Regions from separate parts of the Homo sapiens genome. Here region 1 is linked to region 2. A link is an interaction called in ENCODE POLR2A ChIA-PET data of the cell type or tissue named here. Cell type or tissue: A673. All regions are shown on one strand. Each heading gives the region's core, and the rest is flanking DNA. Links, peaks and the distances in the headings are about the cores only.

What was found. ChIA-PET counts read pairs that join two places held together with the same protein. Peaks named below come from ENCODE experiments on the same cell type or tissue, not always from the same donor. Only the 100,000 strongest peaks of a DNase experiment are listed, where the experiment ranks them.
Region 1: POLR2A ChIA-PET joins it to region 2 with 10 read pairs; 1 of 35 experiments calls an interaction of 5 or more read pairs at or near these places.

The regions. Positions count from the first base shown.
Region 1 is chr2:176,606,435-176,617,739 of GRCh38, forward strand. It overlaps LINC01116 (long intergenic non-protein coding RNA 1116), which reads right to left. Exons shown (of 5, transcript NR_188023.1): 5 at 5,003-7,346. Among named protein-coding and RNA genes, the nearest start is that of MIR1246, 11 kb to the left of the region's middle. In A673, for the core only: no CTCF peak of the experiment used is centred there; DNase peaks (open chromatin) are centred at 7,137, 7,387 and 7,807; H3K4me3 peaks cover 779 bases; H3K27ac peaks cover 2,846 bases.
Region 2 is chr2:176,671,674-176,682,978 of GRCh38, forward strand. It overlaps LOC105369143 (a long non-coding RNA gene), which reads right to left and starts at 8,085. Exons shown (of 2, transcript XR_001739797.2): 1 at 8,009-8,085; 2 at 1,551-2,191. In A673, for the core only: a CTCF peak has its summit at 7,861 (motif pointing right); DNase peaks (open chromatin) are centred at 7,768, 7,868 and 9,551; H3K4me3 peaks cover 1,450 bases; H3K27ac peaks cover 7,071 bases.

The DNA.
Region 1 (11,305 bases), core at 1,096-9,095, 66 kb before region 2:
CAGCATAGATCTTTTGCATGCACAGTTCACAATAGGGTTCTTTTCAAGAAAACAACTGTTTTGTGATTTTCTAAAATTTTCTATTTCATTTATTTCTGCTCTAATATTTACTATTTCCTTTCTTCTGCTAATTTGGCTTAGTTTGTCCTTTTCTAGGTCCTTTACGTATAAAGTTGGGTTGTTTATTTGTGATCTTTCTTCCTTTTTAATGTAGGTGTTTATTACTACACAAGCTCATAAAAGTGGAGAGTAGAAGTGTGGTCACCCGGGACTGGGGGAGAAAGAAATGGAGAGCTGTTCAATGGGTATAAAGTTTCAGTTATGCAACATGAATAAGTTCTGGAGAACTGCTATACATCACAGTACCTATAGTTAACAATACCGTACTGGGCCCTTAAAAATTTTAGGGGAGTAGATCTCATATTAGGTGTGCTTACCACAAAAACAAACAAACATACAAACAAAAACCAAACAAAAAAATACAGAGTCACAAGGAAACTTTCGGAGAGGTTAATGATGGATAAATATGATGGATATGTTTATTACCTAGCTTATGGTGATGGTTCCATGTGTGTACACATATATCCAAACTCATCAAATTATAGACATTAAATATGTGCAGATTTTTGCACATCAGTTATACTTAATAAAGCTGGAAGAAGGAGAAGGAAGAGGAGGTGGGAGGAAGAGAAAGAGAAGGAGAAGGAGAAACAGAAGGAGAAGGAGGAGAAGGAGAAGAAGGAGGAGGAGAATAATAATAATCTCAGGGCAGAAATGTGAGCTCTTTAAATGAGGTTCTGTTAGCAGAAGTGTCCTGCAGAGCTTCTAGCACAGTGGTTCCCAACCTTTTTGGCACTAAAACCTTTTTTGTGGAAGACAATTTTTCCACAGATAGGGTGGTGGTCATTTCATCAGGCATTAGATTTTCATAAGGAGTGTGCAACCTCCATCCCTCACATGCACAGTTCATAGTAGGGTTTGAGCTCCTATGAGAATTGAATGCTGCCACTGATCTCACAGGAGGTGGAACTCAGCTGGTAATGCTCGCTAACCTGTGGCTCACCTCCTGCTGTGTGGCCCGGGTCCTAACAGGCCATGGACCAGTACCTGTCCATGGCTCAGGTGTTGGGACCCCTGTTTTAGAGGATATGTGCCACAGCAGCAGCTAGAATTAGAAGTGAGGCTAGGCCAGGCACGGTGGCTCATGCCTATAATCCCAGCACTCTGGGAGATTGAGGCTGGTGGGTCACTTGAGGCCAGGAGTTCGAGACCAGACTGGCCAACATGGTGAAACCCTGTCTCTACAAAGAAATACAAAAATTAGCTGGGCTTGGTGTTGAATGCCTGTAATCCCAACTACTTGGGAGGCTGAAGCAGGAGAATCACTTGAGCCCGGGAGGTGGAGGTTGCAGTGAGCTGAGATGGCGCCACTGCACTCCAGCCTGAGCAACAGGACAAGGCCCTGTCTCAAGGGGGGGGGAAGAGAAAGGCTGGCAAGATACAAGGTGATGCCCAAGAGACTCTGATGCGTGAGATCTTCCTCAGCCTGCTTTTGTGCAATTGACTTATGTTAATCTAATAGAGAAATTGAGAGTTATTCCTCTTATTTTCACCTTATTGATTTTTGCCTAGCAATTTAGCCTAGAGAATATTTCAAATATTCTGTTTCCTTCACTTACAGTTGTGCCAATCTTGGCCAGTTTTGCCTGTCCACTAGGTGGTTTGCCTTTGGATGTGGAGTCTGCTGGCTTGGACTCAAATCCCAGTTCCATCAACTAGCAGTGCGACTTCAGGGAAGTTACTTAACTTCTCTCACTTATAAATTGGGGATTTATAACCCTATTGTGAACTGTGCATTACAGTATGTACATAATAAAATTTTTGTTCTAAAGATTAAATGAAATAATCCTTGAACAATTAGCTGAGTATATGGATTATGTAAAATAAATGCTTAATAAATATAAACTATATTTTTAAATCTGATAAGTTTATAACCCCATCTAAGTCATTGGTAAAAGGATTGAACAGGAAAGGTTCAAATGAAGAACCTAATGGCAATTTTTCTGAGCCTTTCCTTTGGGTTATTCTCAATCTACAGGATCTCATAAAATCTGCTTTGAGTCCAACCACCAATCTCTTGCTTGAGTTCACCACAACAGATGACCTCAATTGCTTTGCTGAACTAAAGGAATCCTTTATCTACATAACTCAAAGTGTGGCCCATCAACTATTACTAGTCTGAAATGAGATGTACAGAAATTGAGAGTAATTGGGCACAAATTTTTATAGGAATTTGACATTGCCTTAACGTTCAAATGCATGGTCAATGGACTGTCTTCATTGAACAGTATATAGACCAGATCAGGGAGTTTTGAAATCATAAGGTGAGCTACAGATGGTAAGTAGTAAGAACATGCTAAAGCATGTAATATTTTAAGGTTAAGTTGTCAACTGTAACTCAAATGTATATAAATACAAAAGTCCCTGTCTGTTCAAAAGTTAACTACAAATTTACAGAATAAATTGTTGGAACTGCTTACTGATAAAGAATTTAAAAATTTTGCATAGAGCATCACTTGCTACATTTTGGGAAAAAATGTTAAAAATGAATATCCTGTTTTCTTTGCCATGAATATATCTATGTAAGACTGGTTTGTCTATTTTGTTATCAAAACATAGAGACAGTTTTGATATACATTATCCCCTATAAGTAGCACTGTCATCAGTCTAGCCTAGATTAGATAAGTTAACATCAAGAAGCAAGCTCATTCATCACAGGAAAATTACACATTAATATACAAATTGTTCATTAAAGTGTGTACATAGGTGCTTAATATGCAGAATTTATTCCATTCATAACTTCGTTATGATTGAAGAATTACAAAAATTATGAGTGTAACAGTAATTTTCTCTATTTGTCTCTCCAGACATTGTCAATGAACAATGTGTACAGTTTTTTAAAATTCACTTTTTTTCTTATGTTTGGTAATATTAGTTGAAATGTAATTTTATGTCTACTGAATATAATATTAAAAGGGGGCAAGCATTTTGCATTCTTTAACTTTTTTTAAATTGACAAATTGTAATTATATATATTTATGGAGTACAATGTGATGTTTTGATACATGTATCTGTTATATAATGATCAAATCAGCTTAGTTAGCATACCATCACCTCATGCTCTTATCATTTATTTGTGTTTAGGACATTCAAAAACCTCTCTTCCAGCTATTTTATAATACACAATACCTTACTGTTAACCATAGTCACCCTACTGTGCAACAGGACACCAGAATTTTATTCCTCCTAATTGTAACTTTGTACCCATTGACAAACCTCTCCCTGTTTTTCCCCTCATTCATCCCCGTCTGCAGTCTCTAGTAACCACTGTTCTGCTCTGCTTCTGTGATACCCCCTTTTTTTTTTTTTTTTTTTTTGAGACGGAGTCTCGCTCTGTCCCCCAGGCTGGAGGGCAGTGGCGTGATCTCGGCTCACTGCAAGCTCCGCCTCCCGGGTTCACGCCATTCTCTTGCCTCAGCCTCCCGAGTAGCTGGGACTACAGGCGCCTGCCACCGCGCCAGGCTAATTTTTTGTATTTTTAGTAGAGACAGGGTTTCACTGTGTTAGCCAGAATGGTCTCGATCTCCTGACCTCGTGATCCGCCTGCCTCGGCCTCCCAAGGTGCTGGGATTACAGGCGTGAACCACTGCGCCGGGCCCCAACCTTTTTTTTAAGTTTCCACATATGAGTGAGATCATGTGGTGTTTCTTTCTGTGTCTGACTTAGTTCACTTAACATAAGGTCTTCCAGATTCATGCATGTTGTCGCGAATCACAGGATTTCATTCTTTTTTTATGGTGCAGTAGTATTCTATTGTGAATATATATATATCACGTTTTCTTTATTCATTTATCCACTGTTGGACACTTAGCTAGTGTGAGTAGTGCTGCAATAAGCATGGGAGTGCAGAAATCTCTTTAATATACTGATTTTTATTTTCAGATATATACCCATTAGTGGGGTTCCTGGATCATATGGTAGTACTTGTTTTAATTTTCTGGGATACCACTATACTGTTTTCCATAATGGCTGTACTAATTTACATTCCTACCAATAGTATGTAAGAAAAGACACTTTTCTTTTGTCTTTTTGGTAACCGCCTTCTAATTGGAGCAAGGTGGTATCTCATTGTGCTTTGGGTTTGCATTTCCCTGATGATTAGTGATGTTGAGCATTTTTTCATACCACGACCATTTGTATGTCTTCTTTTGAAAAACAGTAGTTTATTTTTATTGGTTTTACAAAAGTTGCCAACCTCTTGGAAAATTTTTTAAAAAGCTAACCTTCCACAAGAGATAGTTTGAGAAGCTCTTCTCTATGCTATTCACTTGATTCACCAACCATCCCCAGAAAAGGAAATGAGTAACTCTCATGAACCGAATATAACCCTTATAAGATTTTATTATCTATAAAATAACTGAAATTATCTCACACAAGACATTGTAAGGCTGAATTATTGTTTATGAATCAGCTTTGAAGACAGGTTAAAAAATAACCACCGATTTTTACATTCATAACAATGTCCACCAATCTCTTCTGTAACCACAGAGTGTAGTAGTGGAAGGTATCAGAGAATACCTTTCAAATTATGGTACACAAGATCACAATAAGCATCAATACCCAGAGAAGGCAAGGAGCACCCTGGGAGGTGAGGTGAGTAGGAGGAAGTGCAGGAGCTCATGAAGAGCCTCTCTCTGGGTCAGTTTCATTTTTTAGTAAAATTTTTCATACTGACCCCATAACACAGACAATATAGCCTGGCCTGGCAGTGCTAAAACTGGAATAAAGCTACAATTCATTAGCCAACATTTATCAGTTCTGGAGTATATCCTGGGATCACCAAGACTTGAAGAAGGCAATATAAAAACACAGAAGGAAGGAAGTCAATGATAATAACAAAACCCAATGCATGATTTTTTAGGGAAAATAATGGATAAAAACATTTATGGTTTTAAAACATCTTTATTGAGACATAATCACATAAATAACATAAAAAACACCCATTTAAAGTATACATTTTAATGGTTTGTAGTATAGTCACAGAATTGTGCAATGATCATAATTTATTTTTTTAAATTTTAATATATTCACTTTTATTATATATAACTATTAATTGTGCACACACATATATGCTAAGTTACTGAATAAAAAATACATCAATGGTCACCTTGGAGGAATTAACAATGCCTAACAAAAGGAGCTTAGCTTCTTGCTACTTCCCTGTTTACTGCTCCAGAGGGGAGGTGAATGAGCAGCCCAGGGCTGGAAGTCCTCACCTCCCCATCAGAGATGGGCTGCAGTAAGCTAGCTGACCTTCCCCTACCATGACCCCGATCCTGACTGTGAGTGGTACTGGGCCTCCTGGGCAGGTTTTGACCAGTAGCTGTGCCTCACCAGCCCAAGTTAGTGGTTCTATTGGTTTCTCAATGTTGACTCTAGTCTGGTTGCAACTACCAATGTATTTTCCATGTGGCCACAGAACATCAGATAATGATTTTACTTCCTACTAATCTGGAGTAGGTTCAAATTGGATGTCTACAGAGAAGAGAAGGCATGGGTATGTTTCCCCATTTCTTTTCCTATATTCCAAATCCTAAGTTCCTTGAACCACTTCCTGTTTCCAAATGAGTCTGTCCTTCTAGTCTCCCACTTCCCACAATTCTCACTCTTTTCTTTGACTCTTTAGGAAAACTGATTGCCACTCTTGGAAGCGTATCTGGGATAACTGTCTTTTGATGAACTGTTACTGTTTCAGTGCCTAGACACTTAGCCAACAAAGTATTTTCTCAAGTGCAAATAACACATTGTTTTCCAAGCGCACCACTCCAGAGCATCCCAGCCACCAACCATAGCGCCACGTGGACCCCTTCATGCATTAAAATAATAAATGCATTAATCTGGGAAGAGGGAAGAAAATGAGAATGCTATTTTATTGGAAAGCCCAAATGATTTAAAAATAAATATAAGGAAAATATAGCTCCCTAATGTAAACTTCACTGCAAAAAGGCAAACATAAAAATGTGGTCTCTGTTTCAGGTGTTCTGGAAACAAATTCACTTTTAAGATTTGGGGACCAAGTCCAAGCACTGACAAAATTAAGAGAGAAATCTGTTTTTGTAATATTTTCCTTCCTTTGTTAAACAATCTTTTCTATCTTGCAGAAGTTTTAAGATTGCAATTTTGGTTCTGATAAACAGTGATTTCACTAACATGTATTTAAATAATTCAAAATTTGGAAACGATAGACAAACAGCACACTGGTTTACCTTCTCACTGTGTACTCATAATGCAAACCAACTGTGTAAAAACATTGGTAACATAAAATTACAACCTGAAGAGAGCTCTTCAATATTTTTGTGAGTGCTCACCGTGTGCCAGCACTGGGCCAGGACACCACATAACCTGCACGTACAGGGTGCATTCCAGAGCAGAAACAAGTGGTAAGCAGCTATGATAAAGAAGAATGCTATGCTAGATAAACAGCATGGTTCTATGACAGTTCGTGGCAAAGGCACTGCCAGAGGAAGTGCTAACCTCATGGCAAATGGAAATCACAGGTTTCTAGAAGTAAAGTGATTTTAGCTTCACTGCTTCATACTTGGAACAGCAGACACCCATAGAGAATACAAACTTCTCTGTTCCACTCAAGTTAGAAGCAGCAACTCAAATGCAGAAAACCACCAAAATAGAAATGCTGCCTCAATGCATTTGAAAGGAATTTTTCAACAAGAACAGCAATTGCATATTGTCTGAAGAGGAGCAAACTGGCAATCTTTTCCATTTTTCTTTCTTCTCTAAGATGCTGGCATCTGTTTCTGCTCTGTTTACTAAGGTTTTCATTAGAAAAAGTACAATATATACAACTTTTCTCTATCATTAATATAATACATACTATCTTTTTTGAGTGTTGAATTCAGACAAGTAAAGTATCTCTGTATTTTCCATCATAGTTGGCCATAAATCCTGCAGCCTGCAAGTGATAATGTGCTTTGGCTTTATGTAATTGTGCTGGCTGGAGCTCTGCATGCTCGTGTCTCCAGTTTTATTGTGTTGGGAAGACAGAAAACTCTTCCAAGTTCCTGATGGAGATGTTGGCAATGGTTCAGCTCTCTTGGGTGATGATATGTGGGTTGCTTTCTCTAAGGAATTGCTTCTCTCTGACCAGCAATTTCTCTCGTGGCAGTAGTATGTCCATCCTTTGGAAGACCATGAAAAAAGTACAAATATTCCCCCTCTCCATAGCTTAATGTGAGAATGAGGGTGGAGGGTGGAAATGGACATGTTGGCTTTAAAAGCATAAAAGAAAATAAGTGAGTCACATTAAATGCATACACATTAATTCACCCACTCCTTCCTCCCTCCCTCCTCCCTCCCTTCCTTTATACCTTCCTTCCTCAATTCCATATGCATTTATTAAATACCTTACATGTCCTGCACTATATTGAATGTCACGAAAGTCCTAAAGGAATTTCAAGTTCTGACATGGAAAAGACAACTATAATGGAAACTTTGGGGAAGAGTGTCAGCTTTGGCAGTATATGTGTTAGGGTAACATTAGCTGCTATTAACAATAAACTTCAAAATACCAGCGACTTCACACAACAGAAGTTTCTCTCTCACTCAGATAACAATCCAAAGCAGATGTTCCTTATCTGTGGGAGGTTTTCCTCCATGTGGTGATAAAGGATTCAGCCTTCTCTCTTGAGGCTTGGCTTTTCCCTATGGCTTCAGAATCATTTCCAGTCCCCAGAGATACTGGAAAAGGCACAGCCACTTAGAAACTCTACTTCTGCTTATTTTCCATTGGCGAGAACTTGTCACATGACCCAGCTAGATGCAAAGGAGGCTTGGAAGTGCAGTCCCTGGCCAGGCACCTGTATTCCCCAGTATGGAAGGAGAAATGAAAAACTAAGGGACAGCCACAAGAAGAATAGAAATGAATTCTCTCTCTTCTCTTTTTTTAAACAATTAATGATAGTAGAACACTTGGTAGGAAAATACTGGTGGACCTACCGAGATAAGCTAGAAATAGAACAAGGAGATTTGAGAGTCTAAAGGCTGGCATATAAGCAGATCCAACCTCCTATTTTTCAGGCAAGAAAACATGATATTGTTTATGCTACTTCTCATTTTCAAATCCCCTATCACAGTGTGATTTGGCTCATTTTCTTTCCCTTTTTTTCTTGAAGCAATCATAAAAATTAAGTCTAAAACAAAAGTAATTCTTCAGATGGCAGGTTTGGCTGCCCTTTAAGATACCTAATTTACAAAGCTCCCTTTAATGGGTGCCATCTTACAGCCGGGGAAATGAGCCACTACCATGGAAGTCAGGTTTGTTAGCTTTTTTGCCTGAATCCCCTCCGTTTTTCTCCCAGCCTCAGCAAGCACAGTTTCTTTTCATCCTAATGTGGAGAGGGATAAAATGAAAGGAAATTTTTCCTTAATCCAATAGTGAAACTTTCCAGTTGTGAAGCACTTTGAAATACAAACTAATTAATAAACACAACTCTCTTCCAAAGCAGTAAGGATTGCCATTCTCATTTTTCACAGCTGAGAAAGCTGCAGTTAAAATAGTTTGCCCCAGGCTGCGTACCTTGTCTGTGGAAAAACTTTGAGGCACCAGCCCTGTATTCTCTCAGGATGGCATGTTGCCTCTCTAGAGAGTAATTGGCTTTCATACGGGTTGTAGCTAACAGTGACTTCCTCAATGACTCCACAGTGCCCCTGGCACCAGCTATGCAATTGCTAATGCTCTTGTCACAAACTGTGAGTGACCCACTAAAGAAAATAAAGAAAAAGTAATTCACTGGATGGCCCTCTCTCTCACAAACACTTCTGGAGATTGAAGAAATACTTTTGCAATCATAAGTCCTGTGCTAAACTGAGAATCAGACAAATGAAAAGTATTTGTTCATATCCTCATGGTACTAAGACCTTAGGGCCAAAATTATTACTGCCATTTCACAGGTGGAGAAACTAAGAACCAGAGATCATTGCTCCCAGTGGGAAGTCATTACAAGTCTCTCATCTCAATGCTATCATTTTGTCTTATCTCATTAAAAGAAATACGCTTGTATACAACAGCACTGCAGCTATTTCAGTAAGAAAAAAATGATCACAGGTGACATTATGTGTGAGAGTTTGCCTTGACCATGCCTTTTATGATGGAATAATTGGTTCTGAGTTGTATCATAGATGCATAATCACAAACAGGCCCCAGTGATGGTGGAATCTAGCCAATCTGGGAAGCCCAAAATGCTTTTACTATACCCACAGTTAAAACATTTGTATTTACAATACTGTGTCATAGCTTGCTTATGAAGTATAGGGCTTGTCATAAACACTATTGGCTGTCAAATATAAGAGAAATGCCTAGGACATAGATCTTTACAGAATCTTTGTTCTCCCTTCTTGAAGCATACACTGTTTATGTAAGTGAGGGATTAGTTATCATGAATAAATCCAGCCAGAATACTCTGGGTTCATTTTCATTGGTGACCATGGTGAGATTTAATGTTGATGTTATAAAACTGGACTCCTCAATATAAGAGCCACTAGCCACATGTGGCTATTGAGCTCTGCAATTTGCTGGTACAAATTGAAACATATACATGTAAAATACACACCAGATTTTGAAGACTTCATATAAAAACAAAATTGCAAAATAGCTCATTATTTTTATATTGATTCCACGTTGAAATGATAATATTTTGGAAATACTGGGTGAAATATAAGATTATTAAAATGAATTTCACCTTTTTTTTTGTAATGTTATTACGGAGCTACTAGAACATTTAAAATTCTATTCGTGAATCACATATTTCTACTGGAAAGTGCTATTACAGAATTCTCTCAAGAGCTTCCTAAATTGAAAGCTTATTCAATCATTCAGTCCCCCAGACCACCAGCAACAGCTTCCTGCCAAATGCACAGTGTATTAGGCCATTTGCGTTGCTATGAAAAAATACCTGATGCTGGGTAATTTATAAACGAAAGGGCTTTAATTGGCTCATGTTTCTGCAGGCTGTACAAGCATGGCACCAGCATCTGCTAGGCTTCTGGTGAAGGCCTCAGGAATCTTCCAATCATGGTAGAAGGAGAAGTGGAAGCAGGCACGTCACATGGTGAGAGCTAGAGCAAGAAAGAGAGACGGGGAGGTCCTAGACTTTTAAACAACCAGATGTCTCATGAATTAACTGGGTGGGAACTCACTTATCATCAAGGGGATGATGCAAAACCATTCATGAGGGATCCGCCTCCATGGTCCAGTCACCCCCAACACTGGCAATCAATATCAACATGAGATTTGGAGGGGACAAACATCCAAACTGTATCACACAGGAAGAGAATATTCAAGGAAGAGAATGTTTCCTGGCTTTAACATCTGTCTTAATTATTTTATTTTCTAATATTGGAAAAGACACTATAAAGTATTTTTCTTATATTTCTCCCTTGACTAATTCCTACATGTCCTTCAAGACAGCTCCACATCACCGCCACTTGGAAGCCATGCCTCACTACCACATCCCTCCATTCCTGGCTGTCTGGTGGCATGAAGCTGGCTGGGTTAGGTGCTCCTGTTCTGTGCTACTCTAGCCATATTATAATCTTGTCTCATTATAATCTACTTGTCTCTTAAACCCATTTCCTATAAATTCCTATGGTAAAAGTCTCTGTCTAAATTTCTCTTATGTAGCACAGTACCTGGAAACATTTCACAAACAATCATTTGTTGAATGATTGCTTAAATGAAGAACAAATAAATAAAAATAATTATTGGCTGGGCATGGTGACTTTTGCCTATAATCCCAGCAATTTGGGAGGCCAAGGTGGAAGGATCACTTAAGACCAGAAGTTCAAGACCAGCCTGTGCAACATAGAGAGAGTCCCTCTCTACAAAAAACAAACAAACAAACAAAAGTTAAAAGAATTAGCTGGGTATAGTGATGCATGCCTGTAGTCCCAGTTACTCTGGAGGCTGAGGCAGAAGGATGGCTTGAGCCCAGGAGTCTCAGGCTGCAGTGAGCTATGATCATGCCACTGCACTCCAGCCTGGTTGACAGAGCAAGCCTCTGTCTCTAAAAATAGTAATAATACTGCTTTAGTTGACATTGTTATTTCAGAATTATAAATTACAGTAGTTTACTTTTTTTTTTTTTTTTGAGACAGGGTCTCACTCTGTCATCCAGGCTGGAGTGCAGTGGCATGCTCACGGCTCACTGCAGCCTTGACCTCCAGGGCTCAG
Region 2 (11,305 bases), core at 1,555-9,554:
AGATTATGCTACTATTATTTTTATACAATCTGGGGCAGAGTTGATCCTTAAACCAGAATTCCACCTCCAATGAATGTTTACTGTTGTGTGATTGTGGGTGTGTGTGTGTGTGTGTGTGTGTGTGTGTGTGTGTGTGTAAACACAGGCATGTATACTGTAGCTTTTCTGTTTTCTCCAGAAATGTAACCAAAAAATCTAGAGAGAAACAATCAAATATTTATACCAGAGCTTTGGTGCAAGTAGCTAAGATACCAGCCACTGACCCAGCTGGACAGTAGCCTTTTATTTTTTCCTTATTTGGAGCCATGGCCTTGACCTGGCTGAATGTCAGTAAAAGTAGTGTTAGGCAATGCTCCCAAATAATTCATCTAAGGACCCCAAAGCTGGCCCTTCCATACAACTCTTCTTCTTTGCAAAGGCTATAGATCACAGAAAGGCTTCCTTGAGAAATGAGGGGCAAAACAAATCAAATCAAAACACAAAACAGATAGCACCTCTCTTTGGGTTCCTGGACACCCCAGCTCTCAATTTTGTTTCAAGAGCTCAGACATCAGTCCTGATCATAAATTGCTGTAAATTCTAAGATTTCTCATAGAAAACAGTAGTTTGGCTACCTTAGATAAGTATTACATGAGGCTTGGTGAATGTTGAGTTAGTAGTAAATTACTGAATTCCTTGTTTTTCTTGTTGTTCTTGTTGTTGTTTATTTGTTTTCTTGGATAGCTTTATTTGTTAAATATACAGTAAAATGGTGTTATAATGAATTCACAGAGAGATTACAAAAAAAAAAAAGATTCCTGCATAAATTGCCAGGTATAGTGAGTCATGCCTGTAATCCCAGCACTTTGGGAAGCTGAGGTGGGAGGATTGCTTGAGCCTAGGAGTTCAAGACCAGCCTGGGCAACATAGGGAGACCCTGTCTCAAAAAATTAAAAAAAAAAAATAGCTGGGCATGGTGGTGCACCTGTGGTCCCAGCTACTAAAGAGGCTGAGGCCTATCCAAAAAAAAAAAAAAAGCCTAAGTTCTTGAGAAGATGTGTTCCTATTTGTGTTCATGTACCTTTTAATTCCTGCCTCAGATTCCCTGAGTTCACAATCCTGAAGTATCCCCAGGCCCAGGCCACAGTCAAGCTCCTCAGGATCTTATTGTCTCAAACTTAAATGCAAAGGAGACTAAAAATAAAAGATTGAAAGAGAACTAGAAGCCAGGCGGTAGTCAGCGAAAAAACATTTGGACTTCCTAGAGACCTTTGTTTATCAACATGCTCATGAAACTTGCAAAGAAAGTCATTTTAAAGCTCATATCAAGAGGGATTGTGATTAGTAGGAGCAAAGTATAGAAGCAGGGGAGTTGGCATTCAGGTTCCTGTTCTGCTGCCTAATAACTGAGTACCATTAAACAAATCACTTAATCCCTTTGAGCCTCAGTTTCCTTTTATGGAAATAGGTATGCTCATACGACATCACAGGTTTTGTGAAGACAAGATGAAATAATTACAGGAAAAGTCTTTATAAAGTGATGTCAAAACAGGTGCTATTACCAGTGGTAATACTTTTATAACAGTATGTTTTTTATTATAAAAATAATTTTTATTGCAGCAAAATTTTACAGTTATGTGAGTTGTAATGTGCTGACCACACAACTGAGGGATTCTGCAGTATCTGCAGATCCTTAAATGTCTAAAGCATCTGCCTGATGTTGCTGGGATTTGCTGCCATGCCTGTTTAGAAACTCTGTTTTGGAGCTCTGGGTCACTACAGACTGCCCATAGTGCTTACATTCCAGGGGCCACTTAAAGAGATTCCACCGAAAGATTTCTTAGAAGTAACCCTGCCAGCAAAATTCCAGATGCCTATAAAATCTGTGGCACAGCCTGTGTGCTGGAAAGAGACCACTGGGATGGAAATCAGGGGACAGAGCCTTAGTGTTAATCCTCTGTTAACTCTTCATGGTCCTGGACCTCAGTTTTCTCATCTGCAAAATGACCAGTTTGAACTAGATATTCTTTGAGGTAGATTCCACGTGCAGCGTTTAAAAGTCTTTGCTCAGTCTGTTGTTTCAGTGGGCTCTTCAAGCACCAACAGGGGCCAATCAGGAAGGTAGGACCTGCCTGATGTCAACTCAGGGCACGTCCCACAATATTTCCAGGTGTCTTCAGGAATATGGAGCACCACTGTCACCCCGTGTCACCTGTAAGATGGGAGAAGGGAACCCAGTCAATAAAGATTATGAGGAGGGCCGGGCACGGAGGCTCACGCCTGTAATCCCAGCACTTTGGGAGGCCAAGGTGGGCAGATCACTGGGTCAGGAGTTTGAGACCAGCCTGGCCAAAATGGTGAAACCTCCATCTCTACTACAAATACAAAAATTAGCTGGGCATGGTGGTGGGCGCCTGTAATCCCAGCTACTTGGGAGGCTCGGGAAGGAGAATTGCTTGAACCTGGGAGGTGGAGGTTGCAGTGAGCAGGAGTTGCAGTGAGCCGAGATCGTACCATTGCACTCCAGCATGGGCAACGAGCAAAACTCCATCTCAAAAAAAAAAAAAAAAAAAAAAGAGATGTTGAGGAAACTGTTGCCCAGTTTCAAATGTCTCCATTTTTCTCATTTCCCTGGGTGGATGGGAAGAAAACCATAAATATGTCTAGGAAGCCAGAAATATGAATTGGTTACAGATTTTTTTCTCTAAGAGGATAATTAGATAGATTGAATGTAAAATATAGTACTAAATGGGTAAGGGTACCATAGAGAAGCATCTGTTGGGAAGGACCAGAATTGCTTTTGTGTCTAACGAGAACAGAAATATGTTTCAGGGCATTTGAATGTTGCTTCAGACAATAGGTTTCAGCCTATATGAAGCCCTTGGAGTGTTCAGGAATGAAAAGTTCTTCAATGGAGTGCCTAAATGCTAACATACAGATTTAATGTTGGGGTTCTTCAACTCACAATCAGCACCAGTCTTGACACTGATTAAAGCAAACGTTTATAGGGGATTTGGACTTTGCCAGTATTTGCCCAGTCAGGGCAATTTATTGAACTTTTGGGTCAGCTTTTGTAATGACACAATAAGGAATAAAATCTTGTTCTCTTAAACTTGTCATCAAGAATATTTGCTCTCAGAATGTTGTGTGAAATATTAAAATGTGATCCATTATTAAAATAAAATGGTTTTGCTTTCACTTTACTGTGAGAGAAGTATATATCAAGCTCTGAAAGACTTGAGTGCTAAAAAACAAGGGGTGATTAAAAATGAATTCTTAAAAGCATAAGAAATCTAAAAAGTGGATTTCTTTAGAACGTAATGAAATATAGGTTGAAAAGGTAACTTGCCAAAATGACACTGCTCTTATTACTGGAAGAGACTTCCTGGGTGAATCAGTAATATATGATTTTAAAAAAATTAAAGGGAGGCTGATGTACTGACGTTAAATTCCACACAAATATTCTGGTTATTGAATAGTAATTTATTGTAGTTTTACTGGAAATTTTCTCCTCTTAGTTCTTAAAAGGTTTTCCAGGCTCAATTAGCACCTTTCCTCCTAATAATCAATATTGATTTTACTGTATTCATTTTAGATTTTAAAAATTTTGCCTAAAACTCAAATCTTAACTATTTTTACAGTAACATATTTCATTAAAAAAAATCAGGCTTAGCGGGTAGGCCTGCATTGCCATCTGAAAAATGATACATTTTCATTTATTTGAGGTGGGATCTTAAATTCAGAGAAGTAGTTACAGTTCTGGGTAATATGAGCTCTCTCTGGATTTAGAACTGTTGACAAGATGTTAATTGAGAATATGTGCATCATTTTCCAGTATCTTCTTAAAATTGAGTGGTTAATTTTAATAATATTGCAGCTTCTGTTTTTAACCTGCCTATGCATCTCTGTACTTCAGTATACTCAATGTTTCTAGGAGCTGATTATGTTGGTTTCACAGGGCACATTGCCTGACGGGGGACCATGGAGGTGGCCCCCAATGTGTTATGATATGTTCTCATGGGGAGAGTGAGCGACAGTCAGGGGTGATTCCTGTTCATTCAGTGTGCTGTGAAGTGAGCCGGAATTACCTGCTTTTCTACATTACTCACTTTTCCCCTCAAATGACAAGCTTTCTCCGACAACATGGGACCCATTGCGTCTGGAAAACACACACTTCACCCAAACACTTCCATTAACTCCTGTAAATTGTTTTGTGTAAATGTTTCCTGTGGTTTTTCATGCAGCATTCAATTTCATCTTCTTTTGAAATTGAAAAGGTCAGTTTTGTGGTTGTTTTTAGCATTCACTAGTAGAAAATTAAAAAGATTTCTAAGGACTACCTTTTCCAGTCACACATTTTACCAACATTTGAGCTACTGCCTTGGGTTGGCCAGGAAATGTCTGCCGCCACATTAGCGATGTGATAATGGGCTTCACATATCACCTGGACATTAATAGAATGAAATCACTTACTGCTCCTGAAAGCAGCTTTGTTCTCAGCGGGTGTCCTGAAGGCACTGCATGAGCACAATGGACCTTCTATCACAGAGGTGAAAGTCAGAAATAACCTAAACCCATCTTTATCTCGGGTGTGTGTGTGTGTGTGTGTGTGTGTGTGTGTGTGTATGTGTGTGCGTGTGTTTCATCTTTATTTAATGAGTCCACTGATATTTGATGGAAATGACCAAAATTCAGCTAGTTGCATAAAGTATTTCTGGGTCTCCAATCTGCTCTGATCTGTGACATGCAAAACTTCTAATGACTGGGGACCCCTAACTCAGCTGCAATAGCCCATCAAAGGTGCAACTTTATTCTCTCATAACAGCTTTGTAATGTGATCAGCAGACATATCTGTTAACTTTTCCCTGAGCTGTGCAGATGTGGCTATAAAAGAGGCACTATGCCGTTGTGTCTTTCCTACTTTCCTTCAGAAATGAATTTGCTTTTTGATTATGGCAGAATGGCTGCCATATAAATTTTCTGTGTAAATTTTTCCTTATAAATTAAGTGCACATCCACTTAAAGCCCAATCAATGAAAATTGGGAACTACAAAATAAGAATGATTCAGAATTATTATTAGCTTTATAGAAATGCTCTTTGCTTTGCAAAGGTATTTGCCATAGAATTCTATAAATAAAAGGCATCTTTTGTGCATTTATGTCATTCTTCAATTAATCAAAATTAGTATTTTTCTGATAGATACCTGTTACATAAAGTAAAACATGGACATTATTAAATAGTTAGCCTTGTGATTTGTGTGTGTATGTGTGTGTGTGTGTGTGTGTGTGTGTGTGTGTGTGTGTGGTTTTAATGAGTGGAGAGTTTAATAGGCAAGAAAGATGGGAGAAGGCAGAAGATAGAAGCTCCCCCGTTCAGAGACAGAGGGAGCGGGGCTCCAAAGTCAAGAGAGGGAACCTGGATTTTTTTTGGTTTTGGGAAAAAGTGTAAACTGGGAGTTGATTTGCCATATGATAGGTTTATTTAAAACTTGGACACACATTTTAACTGAAAAAAAAATCAGGCTTTGAATTATTTTTTACAAAAATAAAATGTGTGGTTTCTAAATTTTAGTTTTGAGTTTTTAACCTATTTCTCCTCTGAGGAATATGGGCTTGTGACTAGCATACGTTCTTCATATCACATTCAAAGTCAAATCTGGTTTTTCTAGCAATCACATGGATAGGCATAAACAGATAAATAGTCACCGCACTCCATTGACTGCCATGGCTCATTTTTCATCTTTTGAAATAAAAGCCCAAGAGAATTTTTGTCAGGCTAAATTGGAGATTAAAAAAAAGGTTCTGTTTTGAAGTAGATACTTTGAACATGGCAGATTTGTGAGAAATTTTCTTTTGCCTTTGATGCCTTTTAAGATCTAGAAGGCTCTACAAAATTAGAATTTTGGTTGCAGAAAGAGTGTTCATCTAATCCTAAATTAAAGAACTGCTTTTGAGCCAGGGCTGGAGTTGTTTTGGCTTTTGTAATTTCAGGTATATTATCAAGTTTAACACTAAATTTAAACATTATAAATTAGTTGACTTTTCCCTTAATTAGCCACAGCTATGTTCCCATAGAAAAGCTGAAAATATGAAGTTACGTTTTCCTCTAAAGGAGTCTAATTACATTATTATCTGAAATAATACCTCCTTAACGATTCTTTGAACAGTACTCCCTATGTTTTCTTCCACTATGCAGACTTTTCATAAATAACAGTCTACATCAAGACAAACAGTACATTCAGCAAGCTGAAGAAAGCAAATGAACCAACCCTCTGTATTCATAACATGCTTCTGGACCCCTTTAATGTGGAATTCACAATAGATGTATACAGTGTTCATTGGGGTATTTTAATATTTTTTCATACAATGCTATCCATCAAAAATGCAAAGAAGGCAAATTACTCACAAGGAAGAAACTGAAGAAGCCCAGAAATACTGAGCTATGTAGGATGACATCATGAGGCTAAAATATGCAGCAAATACTAACAATAATACTACTAGCTACTAATAAAGCAAATACAATCACCAGATCAGTGGTTGTATTAAAAATGGGCCTTCTCATTTAAGGCCAAAAAAAAAAAAAAAAAAAAAAAAAAAAAGACCCTATCCATTCTGACCTATCTTCCTTATTCAGAACAAAACAATGCTTCTAGAAAATCCCTCTAGACATTTTAAATCCCACATAAGATATCCCGGAATAAAAGAGCATTACGTGGACTTCTGGATGGCACAGCTACAGAATTATTATCCGTTGCATTATAAGGAATGACTTCCCCTCTAGTCCAGGGTTCATTTTTTCCCCCATAATCAATGTTTAACTCATCATGACAGTTTAGTGAGGCCAAATGTGTCAGTTTTACTTTTCCAAAGGAATTCTGTTCAGGGAATTACATTGAACATGGTGACATGCATTGCTTTTTAATACAAGTTTCTTTATTTCTGAAATTCAATTTTATTCTATATTTATGCATTTCTTTAAGGACTACTTGAGTTCACTAAAAGATAAATAAATAAAAATGCTTATACGTGCTACATGCCATGGACCTGTGGGCATAAATAACACAATGTGAATGCAGATACACATCCTTTTCCCATTTGTTTCCATTCTCGGTGCCAACTTTGGTTCAATAAACAATGACTTTCAACTTGGTATGAAGGAAGCATCTAGTACGTAATGCACAGAGCTGTGCCCCTCCAAAGAATGAAACCCTTCAGAATGGCTAAGGGTGAGAATAGAACCGAAGCTGATGAGAGCAGAATACAAAACACGAGCAGTTTCAAATTCACCTGAGGGGACAGCAGCAACTATGGCTGAGTCAGGGAAATATTTTCAAGCAGAGTTTTGCTGATCACTTTTACACCCATGAGCAGTAATCAGTCTAGATGATATTTATGAAATGAGCATTGAAATGGTCACAGAATTGAGCAAGAGCTGAGATTGGCTGATTGATTCCTTATGGCATATGTTCCTTAGTTTCTCCAGCAAGAAAATGGAAGCATTAATTCTTTCCATATCTCTCAAAAGCATGTTTCAAGGATTAAAGAATTCAGAGTGGCAAAGGATCAAATTACCATTTATGTAGGACTCTTTCTAACCAGCAGGGCATCATGTAGTACACTGGAAGAGCTTATTTATTGAATCCGCAATTGAATTGGCTTCAGAGAGTTAATACAACATCCAAGGTGACAAATTGACTCACTACAAATGAATTGCATTAGTTCCATTATTTGTAAAGCACTTTACCATCTGGGAAGAAAGTTGTAGTATAAATTCCATTCTTTTCAGTATCTTAGCTAAGGAGGTTCCAAAGAAACTGGCTCAACATTTTATGAGCCAGAAAAGTGAGGTTTTTTTCTTCTATTAATTTGCTAAGTGTTCTCTGCCCCATGGTTTTAACACAGGAAAGACAGCAGGTGGCAGAGGGTGCTGGCAAAGGAAAAGAGGTGGTTTTGCAAATTTGGAGTTGATTCTGGCTCAAAACAGGGGTGCCGAGTTAATAATCAGAAGAATCATTTAGTTGAGACTTACCTCCAGAACAGAGAGCATCTCAAAATTTTAGCAGATTCAGCATAGTCTCAGAGTTCCAAAATCTTAGGTTCCTTTCCTCAAAGCATTCCACAGAGACAATATTATGTAACGTCAGGTACATATACTTGGAATTCCAGTGATGTGAGTTTGAGCCACAGTGCCCTCATTGTTCAGTTTGACTTCAGCCAAATTAATTTTACCTCTCTGAGCCTCAGTGATATTCCCTGTAAAATGGGAATAAGAATGGTATCATGTTAGAGGGTTATGGTAAGATAAAATATGATAATGCACGTAAGGCTTCTAGCATGGTGCTTGTGCATTGTAAACCCTCACCAAGTGTTCACTCTTATTGCTGTCATCAAAAGTGTGACCCCAAGTGTCCGCTTCACTAAAAACAGTGCCCAGAGTGGTCTGGGAGAGTCCAGTAGACAATAATTCAACTCCCTGACATGTAAATAGTGGAGTATCGATATTTTTGTTGGCTCCCATCGACACATCCTGCCCGTTAATTTTGAGCACTGACCTGTACCCATTCATCCATTCATTCAGAGAGCACTGAGTTAGGGCCTCTGTGGGCAGGTCCTGTGCTAGTCCATTGAAAAAGGGAAGGGAGATCCCCTGTTTTTGGAAACATGAAAATACATAGAATTACTTTTAAAACAACAGGAAGCATATTTGTGCATACAGATGAACTAGTAATGATTTGATTGTTTGATCATAGCTAACACTTATTGAGATCTCATCAAAGGCTAGAGCCACTGTGTTAAGAGCTTTATGTAAATTATGCCATTTGATCCTTACAAGGATCCTGAAAGACCTAAAAGACACTTATTATTATTCTAAGCTTCGAACCCAAGAATTCTAACTCCAGAGTCCGTATTCTTGACTACTACTCTAAACTGCCATCCTAAGACAATATAGATTGCTAACCCATTCAGTATTGGGTTAAACTAGTACTCAATAATCTGGTACCTAAAGTACTAGATGCTCTTCTGGTATAGCCTGTCCTCCTTGAAGACTTAGACCTTATACTTTGCCACCATGCTGTATCGATCAAACACAGTTGCAACTGCATTTATTAGCAGTTATAACCCTGTACATTTTTATCTGCAATTTCCAGTGAATCGAGAGGCATTATATGTTTTGTTATTTAGACCTCATGTTTCACCAACAAGACCACAGGGTTCTTGTTTATGTAATCCTAACTGGGAAGTCACTACTATCTCCATTTTGCTGCTAAAGAAGCTGAGCCTTGGATAGAACCACTCCACTGATGAGCAAAATCAAGTATAGCTTGAACTCAGGTCTTTGACCCAAATAAATTATGAAATCATAGTTCATCTTTTAAAATTGGAGTAATGCATTTTATGCAACCAAAGCAAAAGTGACTTTAAATTTGATGACTGAACCATTGCATCATCCCTCTGTAGCCAGCTCATTTCTTGTTCATTCAGTCAAGATCACTGAGCTCCTCCCAAGTACTAAGCATTGTCAGGAAGGCAAAAATAAATCAGACACAGAGTCTGAGTGCAAAGAACTTATTTGAAAGAGGAAATGAGGATCTTCAATTAAAGACAAAATAAATAAATATATAGTAGAGGCCATAAAAGAGAAATCGAAGTTCAGGGCATTAAGGGAGTCTTTGCAGCTAGCTGACTTGTAGGCCCTATCAAAGTGGTAGCTGTCTTAAGAGGGGAGGGCATTCATGTCAAAGAAGTAATAGGCTGGTTTACTCAAATAAGGAGCTGATTAGGTAACTAAGGGGAAGGAGAAGCTAAAAAGTACAATTTGGCACAAAATTGAGCATTGTTGTCTATTAATTTTATCTTTTCTACCAGTTGTTTTGTTTTCACAGATACAGTATGAAATATTTTTTGAACTCAAATGAAAGGTTTCACACACCAGATGAAAACATATAAAGTTCATATTTTCAGTTTTTTCATATTTAGCATTTCATTTATTTTAGAGCTCTTTCATGTTGTTCACCTACTGCATTGAAAATAACTCTGTAACACACTTATGCACTTTCCCTTTAAGAAAAGATTCCAGCCCTGTTTTTCAGATGGTCATTCAGTGATACAAACCTGTAGGACTGAGATAAATTGCTCCTGGAAACATTTTCCTCTTGGAAAATCACAGATGAGACTAAATGAGACATTTTATATATATAGTAGCAAACAGTCTTAGGTACATTTCATTTTGAAAGTCCCATCTGTCTTGTAACCCAAACAGGTTTTGACACTGCAGAGTGATTGCAGTACTTCAGGACATGCGAAACACTAGGAATGTTCAGGACAGGATGCCAAAGAACTTCATACATTTTTATCATTTGGATATTTTTAAAAAAGCAAAAATATAATTAAAACTCTAGTTGTATCTCTTGATCTGTGTGACCACTGTATTTTGCAACATATAGCTTGAATACCCCAGCCCTGCATTTAAATACAACTGCAGTTTTTACAACAAAAGAGAACCAGTAAGTCTTTTTCCAGGATTAGGATTTTAATTGATATCATTATAGCTAAAAAGTTTGAACATGATGGGAATAATGACTGGTGTTTTTCAGCAAGTTATTATTCATTCTACATCTTTCTCTCAGCTATGTGCCCAAGTCCACAGTGTCTGTAATATTTAAATTAATAATGCAAATTTAACTATTGCCATTAAAGCAAAGAGCTAATTAGGTCCCTGCTTGCTGACTGGCAGTATGATGCAATGACTAAAATGATTTGAGTTGATAGCTAACATTGCCAGGAAAATGTGAATTGAGTTCGCTTGAGATTAAACAACCTCTAAGACTCCAAAGGAGGGGAAAATAAAAAGTGACTCATCCCATTTTTCTAAATAAAAAAAAATCCACGAAGAGACACAAATAGCTCATCAAGCAGCTGAGAGCAAGGTTTCTGAGATGTTGTGCAATTATTTTTTGCCTTTCATTTAATGGTGTTTCTTCCAAACACTCTGTGAAGAGGCAATTTTTCTCAGGCATCCGTTAGAATGTGTGCCTTCTTCCATAGTTTTCACATTCTAAGCCAGCAAGGCAAGGCAAGCAAGCTGAACTTTATCTGTTTTATAAACACCTCTTCTTCTAACTAAGCCCTAACAGGAGAGAAAGAGAGAGAAGGAGGAGGAGGAAGAGAGGGAGGGAGGTAAGGAAGGAGAGAGGCAGGCAAAGAAAAAGCGAGCAAGCTAAATGGCATTTCTGTCTGCCATTATTCTCATTTCAGAAAAACAACCCCAAAATAGATTAGATAGAAGACACGGAGAGAAAAATAGTGCTTGTTTCAAATTCAGGTA